Regions from separate parts of the Homo sapiens genome. Here all the other regions are linked to region 3. The links are chromatin contacts, found by Hi-C or POLR2A ChIA-PET in ENCODE. All regions are on one chromosome and are shown on one strand. The core of a region is the stretch at or near the end of the contact, and the rest is flanking DNA. Distances in the headings are between cores, read along the strand shown.

What was found. A loop is a pair of places that touch in the nucleus more often than their neighbours do. ChIA-PET counts read pairs that join two places held with the same protein, here RNA polymerase II (POLR2A). Pooled maps may share reads with other maps.
Region 1: a loop to region 3 is called in a pooled map, with 3 times the contacts of the local background. The contact joins two enhancer-like sites. A Hi-C loop is called at or near these places in 1 of 168 maps with a recorded cell type or tissue (chondrocyte) and 6 of 50 pooled maps. POLR2A ChIA-PET finds 5 or more read pairs at or near these places in 1 of 52 experiments (T-cell).
Region 2: a pooled map shows a loop between it and region 3 (2.7-fold over the local background). The contact joins two enhancer-like sites. A Hi-C loop is called at or near these places in 2 of 168 maps with a recorded cell type or tissue (K562 and psoas muscle) and 8 of 50 pooled maps.

What each region holds. Positions count from the first base shown.
Region 1 is chr17:46,144,835-46,147,860 of GRCh38, forward strand. The region is part of intron 2 of KANSL1 (KAT8 regulatory NSL complex subunit 1); the gene reads right to left. Among named protein-coding and RNA genes, the nearest start is that of KANSL1, 47 kb to the right of the region's middle. Within about 2 kb of position 1,402, at least 3 of the 41 ENCODE cell types and tissues checked have a DNase peak (open chromatin) inside an H3K27ac peak, as active enhancers do.
Region 2 is chr17:46,119,786-46,122,779 of GRCh38, forward strand. The region is part of intron 2 of KANSL1 (KAT8 regulatory NSL complex subunit 1); the gene reads right to left. Among named protein-coding and RNA genes, the nearest start is that of KANSL1, 72 kb to the right of the region's middle. Within about 2 kb of position 1,491, at least 3 of the 41 ENCODE cell types and tissues checked have a DNase peak (open chromatin) inside an H3K27ac peak, as active enhancers do.
Region 3 is chr17:45,583,913-45,586,991 of GRCh38, forward strand. It overlaps the pseudogene DND1P1. Among named protein-coding and RNA genes, the nearest start is that of LINC02210, 35 kb to the right of the region's middle. RefSeq lists an enhancer at 439-1,383. Within about 2 kb of position 1,264, at least 39 of the 41 ENCODE cell types and tissues checked have a DNase peak (open chromatin) inside an H3K27ac peak, as active enhancers do.

The sequences.
Region 1 (3,026 bases), core at 152-2,651, 560 kb after region 3:
AACTTACGACTACACCTTTTCCACACGAAATGCAAGGCATTTCTAACTCCCCAGATTACCTCACATTCGTTGGATGCCACACAATAGATTATAAAGTATCAAGATATATATTAATTTTTAAAAGTTCACCAGGAGTTGGATATTCTAAACTGGGTTTCTGATTCTTAACAGTGAGAATGAAGTCAAGCTCCTTATTTGGTGGTTAGAGGAGAGGATTTGGCCAGAAATAATTCTTTTAGGATTGACAGACAAGTACTACTTAAGTTCTATCATCTCATCCAAAAACTTGCTTCTTATATTCTGCTTTTAACCCGATCTACACAATGAAAAGCCACGGAGACTAGTTTTGCATGAAAGCAAAGGACTTTTCTAATATGACTTCAGAGCATGCCATGCTTTAAAGTCCATGTTCAACCACTTACTATCATTTTCCAACTCACTCTCTATGGGCCCATCCCATATTTCAACTACAGGTATACCTCCTGGCCCTTTCTATTTCATAAGCTTCTTTGGAAGACAAATCTACTGATTTATGCAATAAACTTTCTACCTCTACTTAACCAATTTGATAATTTAATAGCTGGAGATAATTCTAAATTCCCCAAACCTTAATCAAGAATTTTGGAAAAAAAGAGCTATCTAGAACAGTTATCTTCCTGAAAACACTGTTGTGCTAAACTGAAACACAGCCTTTTCTCAAGAGCTAAGCAGCTACTTGGGTCTACATTTTAATGCACTAAATAATTTTATAAGATCATGTTTGAAACCAAAAAACCCAAAAAGGATTGTCAAGCTAGGTCAGCTTACAAAACCCCTTCTGTTATGAACTAGGAAATCAAACAACAAAACATAAGCTCTAGGAAATGAGCATGGAGGTGCTCCATCCATACTAGCTTTTCCTTGTTTTTTTCTTGAGAGGAGTGACTCTCTGTCACCCAGGCTGGAGTGTAGTGATGCAATCCTGGTTCACTCCAACCTCCACCTCCTGAGTTCAAGGGATTCTCCTGCCTCAGCCTCCCGAGTAGCTGGGATTACAGGCGTCGACCATGACACTCAGCTATTTTTTGTATTTTTAGTAGAGACAGGGTTTCACCATGTTGGCTAGGCTGGTCTCAAATTCCTGACCTCAAGTGATCCTCCCACCTTGGCCCCCTCAAAGTGCTGGGATTACAGGTGTGAGCCACCGTGCCAGCCCATACTAGCTTTTCTGAAGCCTCTTTACTCATTCTTTTGTTCTCTACTCTAGCAGCTAAAGACATCTCCTAAAGAAACAACTAGTGTGCCTCCATACAACCCCTCAGTAAGCACTCAGTATTGAGACTAAACTGTGAAAAGCACTAAAATAAATGCATCATTCATCTATGACCTTCTGAGAATACCACCACCTCATATTTGAATAGACGTCTAGTTTTCATGAGAACTTTCACGCACTCATTTGATCCTCTTTAAAAACCACAGGAAACAGGGCAAGCCATCTTATCAGCTCTATTTACAGAGAGGGAAATCAATTTGAAAAGGTTACATAGCTTAATCAAGGTCACAAAGTGACTGACTGGCCAAGCTGGTACTCAGTCTTATGATAGTCCAGGGCTCTTTCCTCTACACTGATCCTAAATTGAAAAAAAAAATTTTTTTTGGACTGCTCCTGCAAGGTAGGGCTACCCCATAGGCAGAGAGTAGCTGAAAAATTCTGTATGTGTCTATCACAAGAAGTTGAGGCCGGGCGCGGTGGCTCACGCCTGTAATCCCAGCACTTTGGGAGGCCGAAGCCGGCGGATCACGAGGTCAGGAGATCGAGACCATCCCAGCTAAAACGGTGAAACCCCGTCTCTACTAAAAATACAAAAAATTAGCCGGGCGTAGTGGCGGGCGCCTGTAGTCCCAGCTACTTGGGAGGCTGAGGCAGGAGAATGGCGTGAACCCGGGAGGCGGAGCTTGCAGTGAGCCGAGATCCCGCCACTGCACTCCAGCCTGGGCGACAGAGCGAGACTCCGTCTCAAAAAAAAAAAAAAAAAAAAAAAAAGAAGTTGACAGGCCTAAAAGGTTTCACATTTAGATGTTTCTTTTTTTGGAAAAGGTGAAGATCTGGCTGGGCACAGTGGTGCACATCCTTAGGTAGTTCCAGCTACACAGGAGGCTGAGGCAGAAGAACTGCTTGAGCCCAGCCTGAGCAACACAGTGAGACTCCATCACTAAAAATAAGTAAATAAATAAATCACATAAAAAATAAAAAATTTTAAAAGGGGGTAAAGAGCCAATGAATTGACTAAGAAATGTGTTGTTTCAAATCAGAATGACCTTGAAAAGCCATAGTACTTGCATGCAAAAATATGATCCGATTTAAAAAGTCAATATGCTTAAAATACAACAGAAAAATCAACCAATATATGTATTTCGTATTACTGGTTTAAAATTTCTGAATATGCTGTAAAGAGAAGGAGGTGAAAAACGTCAACCAGACTGGGGTGGTGGCTCATGCCTGTAAACCCAGCACTTTGGAAGGCCAAGGTGGGTGGATCACTTGAGTTCAGGAGTTCACGACCAGTGTGGGCAAGGTGGCAAGATCCTGTCTCTACAAAAAATACAAAAATTAGCCAGATGTGGTAGCATGCGCCTGTAGTGCCAGCTACTCGGGAGGCTGAGATAGAAGAATTGCTTGAGACTAGGAGGCAGAGGGTGTAGTGGGCAGAGATCATACCACTAACCCCTCCAGCCTGGGTGACAGAGTGAGACTCTTTAAAAAAAAAAAAAAAAAAAAAAAAGAGAGCGAGAGAGAAAGAGGCAGAGAGAGAGAGAAAGATCTCAACTGATAAGATACTACATAATCACATTATCTCTTGCTTGACCAACTTAACAAATATTTCAAAATGTTTATAAAAATCAAAATGGGTCAGCATTGGAAGAAGTTGTAAGTAAAATTCAGGTGTTCTCCACATGAGGCAACTGCTGTTAATAGAAGACTATATGACGGTATTTTCTCGAAGTTTGGTACAAAGATCAAAAATAGAATCACAGGCAAAACCCTT
Region 2 (2,994 bases), core at 241-2,740, 540 kb after region 3:
TCACATCTGTCTTTTTCTTTTTATTTCAATTGACCTAAATGTCCTTATTCACCCTTCACCTGGCCTCTAAAATGCCTAGTATTTCTGCTTCTAGTCTTACACCCAACGGTGCTCCTCACTCATTGCCTATGGGTCAAAGGCCAGCTTATTTAACATCAAATTCAATTTAAGACCTTACCTACCTCTTGGATCCATTTCTGTGGTTCCACAAACAGATTAAAAATTATACTTAAAACACACCAACACACATGCAGAGCTTTATTTCTGAAGAAGAAGAGAGAGGGGTGGAAAGGAAAAAACTTAAGAAACAATGTTCAATCTGAAAGTATCACTTCTAAGTGGAAGGCTACAAGGGATAATTAATAGCTACCAAAACTGAACACTGAAACATCACATCCCTCTTTCATGGAGCCATGTAAGTTAAAAAAGAATCTTAAACTGTTGAGGTATATCAACATAGACAAAATCTGAATGCCAAAGTGAGTTTCACTCTAGGATCAGGTTATCTGGCAGCTCCTGAAACAGGACAGTTTCAGGAACCCTGTACAAACCTCAGTGAAATGAAATAACTTCAAGCTGTTTGTTACAGGGGACTCTTGTGTCTTTTAGTCTAAGTAAAAGCAGCAATTTTCTACAATATATTTATATAAGCTGTGCATTTCCATGAAAGAAAGGAGGTCTACTGTGGATATATGCTTGGTATGAAATTATGTCAGAAACAAGTGGGAGCGAGGGGCAAGTCAACATGCTGTCACTAAATAAAAGACAGACCCCCAGAAATGACCTCAACAATCAAAGAAAACATGATAGTGTAAGTTAACATGATTAATTTTTTAAATTAATAGACTATATTTTAAAGTAATTTGAGGTTTAATGAACTGAGTAGACAGCAGAGTACCCATATACCCTCCCTTCCATTTCCTTTGCACATTTATTATACTTAATGAGCCAATACTTGCATATTCTTATTAACCAAAGTCCATTTACATCAAGGTTCGCTTTGTTTTGAATTTTGACAAATGTAAAACATGTACTTACCACGAAATTTTACAATATGCAATACCAAAAAATACAGCTAGATTCAAAGAGAGAATGTTTCAGCATCTCATTATCTTTATCACAGTAACATAAACTGAACTCCGATCTTCTCCCCTGCTCCCACCTAGTTTTCCCAGTCTTCCCATCTCAGTAAAGAGCAATACCTTCCATCCACTTGCTCAGACCAAAAATTCCTTCCTCTTTTATAACCCATACATCCAGCCCATCAGCAAATCCTACCTGCTCTAACTTCAAAATATATCCAGAATTGAACCTTAATTCTCACACTTTACCACCACCACTGGAACCCAAGACACCATTCTCTCACTAGGTTATTATAGTAGCCCCCTAACTCTTTTTTTTTTTTTTGCTTCTGTCCACAAACTAATCAGATCATGTCACTCCTCTACTCAAAGCAGGAACTGGCATTCTACCTTAGAGCAAGAGCTACAATCCTCACAACAGGCCTACTAGGTTCCACACAACCTGTCTCCACCTACCTCAGTTCCCTTTTCTGTCTATGACTTCACCTCCTGTGTCCTCTTCACCACTTGCTGTTGAAGCTACACTGGTTTGCTTGCCGGATTACTTCAGGCAGTCTCTGTCCTTAAAGTTTTGGCACTGGCTGTTCTTTTTGTCCAAAATATCTTCCACAAATGCTCACACAGCTGACTTCACATCCTGACACAAATATCACTTTCATAGTTAGGCCTTTTTCCCTGATGACCCTATTTATCACTGCATTGTTTTCCCCTGTACTCCTTATCCCTCTTACCTGCTTTATTTTTTTCTGCATAGCATTTGCTGCAACCAAATATATATTCTACTTTGTTATTTTATTGACCCCCCCACCCCACTAGAAAATAAATGCAGCAACTGAGGTTTCTGGCCTTAAAAAGCACTTAGTAATTATTTGTTGAATGAATAAACTATGGTGTACAGATTCTCCTCAACTTACAATGGGGGTTTTGTCCCAATAAACCCATCATAATTTGAAAATATCATAAGATGAAAATGCATTTAACGCACCTAACCTACTGAACATCAAAGCTTAGCTGGGCCTACCTTAACGTGCTCAGAACACATACATTATCCTACAGTTGGGCAAAATCATCTAACACAAAGCCTATTTTATAACAAAGCATGAATAACTCATTTACTGAAGACTGTACTGAAAGTGAAAACAACGGCTGTGGGTACTCAAAGTACAGTTTCCAGTTTTCACACGATAATAAAGTTGAAAAACCATAATTTGAACTATAGTAAGTTGGGGACCATCTGTCAAGGTTCCTAAAGGTGACATACAGGTGCTAGCAACTACAGTCTAAAAAAATAAAGCCCCAATTCTCAACAAATCAGTAACTGATTCTGGAAACACAGAAGTTCCTTTGACTCTCTTAAAGGCTTCAAGCCCCTCTATCAGAAAAAAATGTCTACAGTTTGAGGAGACTAGCCTGCTGCCTTCGGGATGTCCCCATCTGTTTTCTAGCCACTAACACAGCCACAAAGCATACCACACTTAGGAACAGATCTATGGGTAGGACACAAGCATATTTAGGCTGCTATCATAAAGATAAAGATGCATTCAGCCATAAATACTTAAACAAGTATTCATACTGGAAATATGAAACACTTTTAATCATATTCCTAACAAAAGTACCACGAGATTAACTGGCTGAGAAATAATGGGGGTGATCTCCTATCGACTACAAAAGTGGGTTAGAAACTGAAGTAATCTAACCTCATCAAGCAAGTAAAGCTTCACTTTACTGCACTTTGCAGATGCTGTTTTAAAAAAAAACAAATTCAATGTTTATGGCAACCCTGCATCAAGCAAGTCTATTAGCGTCATTCTTCCAACAGCGTGCACTCACTTCATGTCCATGTGACACATTTGGGTAATTCTCACAATATTTCAAATGTTTTCATTATCTGTTATGATGATCTGTGATCAGT
Region 3 (3,079 bases), core at 14-2,513:
CTGCTTTGCTTTTTAATCAGCCATTTACCAGAAACTGTTGCACGGGCCCGTTAGCACTCGAAGAATAAAAACAAACACACAAGACCAGATAAGGTTCCCCTACTAACCCAAATGATCCGTTTCCTTAACATAATTTTAAAACCACAGCTAGGGGTGTGAAAACAGATTGTGGCACACAATCTGTCCAAATCCTTAATTCCCTTTTAAGGAACAGATATATAATAAAAATCCGAAAGGAACCACATTAGAAATGAAAAGAGGTTTGCAAAACAAGAGGCTTCTTTCATTCCAGAAAACTACCAAAACAAGGGGAAAAAATGAAAGCAATGGATATGTGTTTGCCCAAGTTTCAATCTTGCCCGGTGGAGACACTACACTGGTACAAATTCTGAGGAGGAAAAAGAGGAGGTTGGCGGGAGGCGGGAAGAGAGAGCGAGTGTGGCCCGCCAACTGCAACAATGCAATCTCCATTTTGAACAATGCGCCTCTTTCCTCCTATAAATCTGGTTTTTTGCCACTTGATGTGCCCTCGCATTTCCCCTCTGGGGGTCGGCGGGGTTGGGGGGAGATCGGAGCAGGATGCACAGCACACGAGTGAGCAAAGGGGGAGGGCAGAGAAGGTGGGGAAGGAGTCTGCAGCAACTGGGCTGAGTGGGTACCTGGAGTGCTGCTGTAGGTACTATGGCTCCTGACGCTGCTTTCCGTGCAGTAACTGGCGTCCTCCTACACCACTTTGTTGACAGCCCTCCAGACCGCAGCCGTCCGGGCCAGGTGGCTGCCCCCGCCTCCCCCCGGCCGGGGCGCTGGTGCTGGGGTGGGGCCGGCGGCGGCGGCTTTCTCCGGCTACTGCTGCCCATCCTGGGCGAGCTCAGGCGCGTCTTGGGCGCCACCTCAGCCTGGCGGCGACCCACCTGCCCGGGCTGCTACCGCGTTGCCGCGAGCGGAACCCCGGATGGGTCCGGACGTGGGCAGCGGCAGCGGCGGCGGGGCCGGGGCGCAGCGCTCCGCAGAGGGAGCCGCGGGCTGCTTGGTCGGCCTGCCCCGCCGGCCCCTCATGTTGGAGCCGAGGCGGAGGGAGAAGGGAAAGCGGCCGGGAAGGGGCGGGCGCAATGGGCGCAGTGGGGGCGGCTGGGGCCGGGTGGGGAGGCCAGAGGGGCAGGGCAGGAGGGGCCCGGCCTGCGGAAGCGGTTGGAGGGAGAAGGCTCAATCCGAATGGCTGGGGCCCCACTGCGGATCGCCTTCAGCCTCCATCTCGTTTCTTCCGTTAACGGAGCGCGGTCACGTGAGCTGAGCAGCCTACGAGCCTGGGACGGGGCGAGGTGGCGCAGCGGCTGCTTGGGGGAGCGCGGGAGCATTGAGTCGGGGGCAGAGAGCCTGGGGCGCCGGGGCTGGGCGCAGCGAGGCGCGGCTGGACTCCGGGCTTGGTGGCGCGGTTGAGAGAGACGCGCAGCTGGCGAAATGCCCCGCGTCTAAGGCCTTCGGAGACCATAGTCTCCGCGGACCCCTGGCTGGAGCCCAAAGCCGGTCGGACCTCCTCCCTGCGTCTCCCCTTCCGCGGCTCGGAGAGGAAGGCAGGAGAGCCCCCAAATATTCCCCTCCCGCCCTCTAGGGAAACTGAAGCTGAAAGAACCAGCGAAAGAAAAAAAAGTCTCGGAGTGGGGCGGCCCGAGCGACCTAAGGGACGGGGCAGTGGCAGCGACCGAGGGAAATTAGTCGGGGTGGGGGAACAGGGAGACAAGCCCCCAGAATTTAGGAAACTCCTAAATTCTACTAAAAATACAAAAATTACCTGGGCATGGTGGCGGGTGCCTGTAATCCCAGCTACTTGGGAGGCTGAGGCAGGAGAATCGCTTGAACCCGGGAGGCGGAGGTTGCGGTGAGCCAAGATCCTGCCATTGCACTCCAGCCTGGAGAACAAGAGTGAAACTACGTCTCAAAAAAAAAGAGAATAGAGAGCCATGCAGTCCACGCGGGATTGTGAGCTGTGGTGTGAGAGGGTGAAGCCAGAGAACAAGGCGGCGCTGGAGGCGTGGGTCAGGCAGACAGGCATCGCCTGGTGCAGGTGAACGGGCAGAGGAAGTATGGCGGGCCACCCCCAGGCTGGGTGGGCAGCCCGCCGCCGGCTGGGTCAGAGGTGTTCATCGGGCGGCTGCCTCAGGAAGTGTATGAGCACCAGCTATCCTGCTGTTCCAGCGCGTGGGCCGCCTCTACGAGTTCCGCCTGATGATGACCTTCAGCGGCCTGAACCGCGGCTTCGCATATGCCCGCTGCAGCTCGCGGCGCGGCGCGCAGGCCGCCATCGCCCGCTGCACAACCACCCGCTGCGGCCGTCCTGCCCGCTGCTTCTGTGCCGCAGCACCGGGAAGTGTGAGCTGAGCGTTGACTGCCTGCCGCCGAATCTGACCCGCACCGCGCTGCAGCCCGCGCTGCAGCCGCTGGGTCCCGGCCTGCAGGAGGCGCGGCTGCTGCCCAGCCCCGGACCGGCGCCCGGGCAGATCGCTCTGCTCAAATTCAGCTCGCACTGGACCGCTGCCATGGCCAAAAAGGCCCTGGAGGAAGGGCAGCCACACCTCTGTGGAGAGCAGGTGGCTGTGGAGTGGCTCAAGCCAGAACTGAAGCAGCGACTTCGCCAGCAGCTTGTGGGTCCCTCCTTGTGGTCCCCACAGCCAGACGGCAGCCAGTTGGCCTTGGCAAGGGACAAGTTAGGGTCCCAAGGGGCTCGGGCTACCCTGCAGTTGCTGTGCCAACGAATGAAGCTGGGCAGCTCTGTGTTCCTCACCAAGTGTTTGGGCATAGGACCTGCTGGCTGGCACCGCTTCTGGTACCAGGTGGTGATTCCTGGGCATCCGGTGCCCTTCAGCGGCCTCATCTGGGTTGTGCTGATCCTAGATGGCCGGGATGGGCATGAGGTGGCCAAGGATGCTGTGTCTGTACGGCTGCTGCAGGCACTCATTGAGTCTGGGGCCAACCTCCTGTGGTCTGCTGGGGCTGAGGCAGGTAGCATGGTTAAACAGTGACTCCATTCTCTCTCCACAGGCAGCCCGAATGGGCATGCACAGCCTGTGTCAGGCCCCAACCC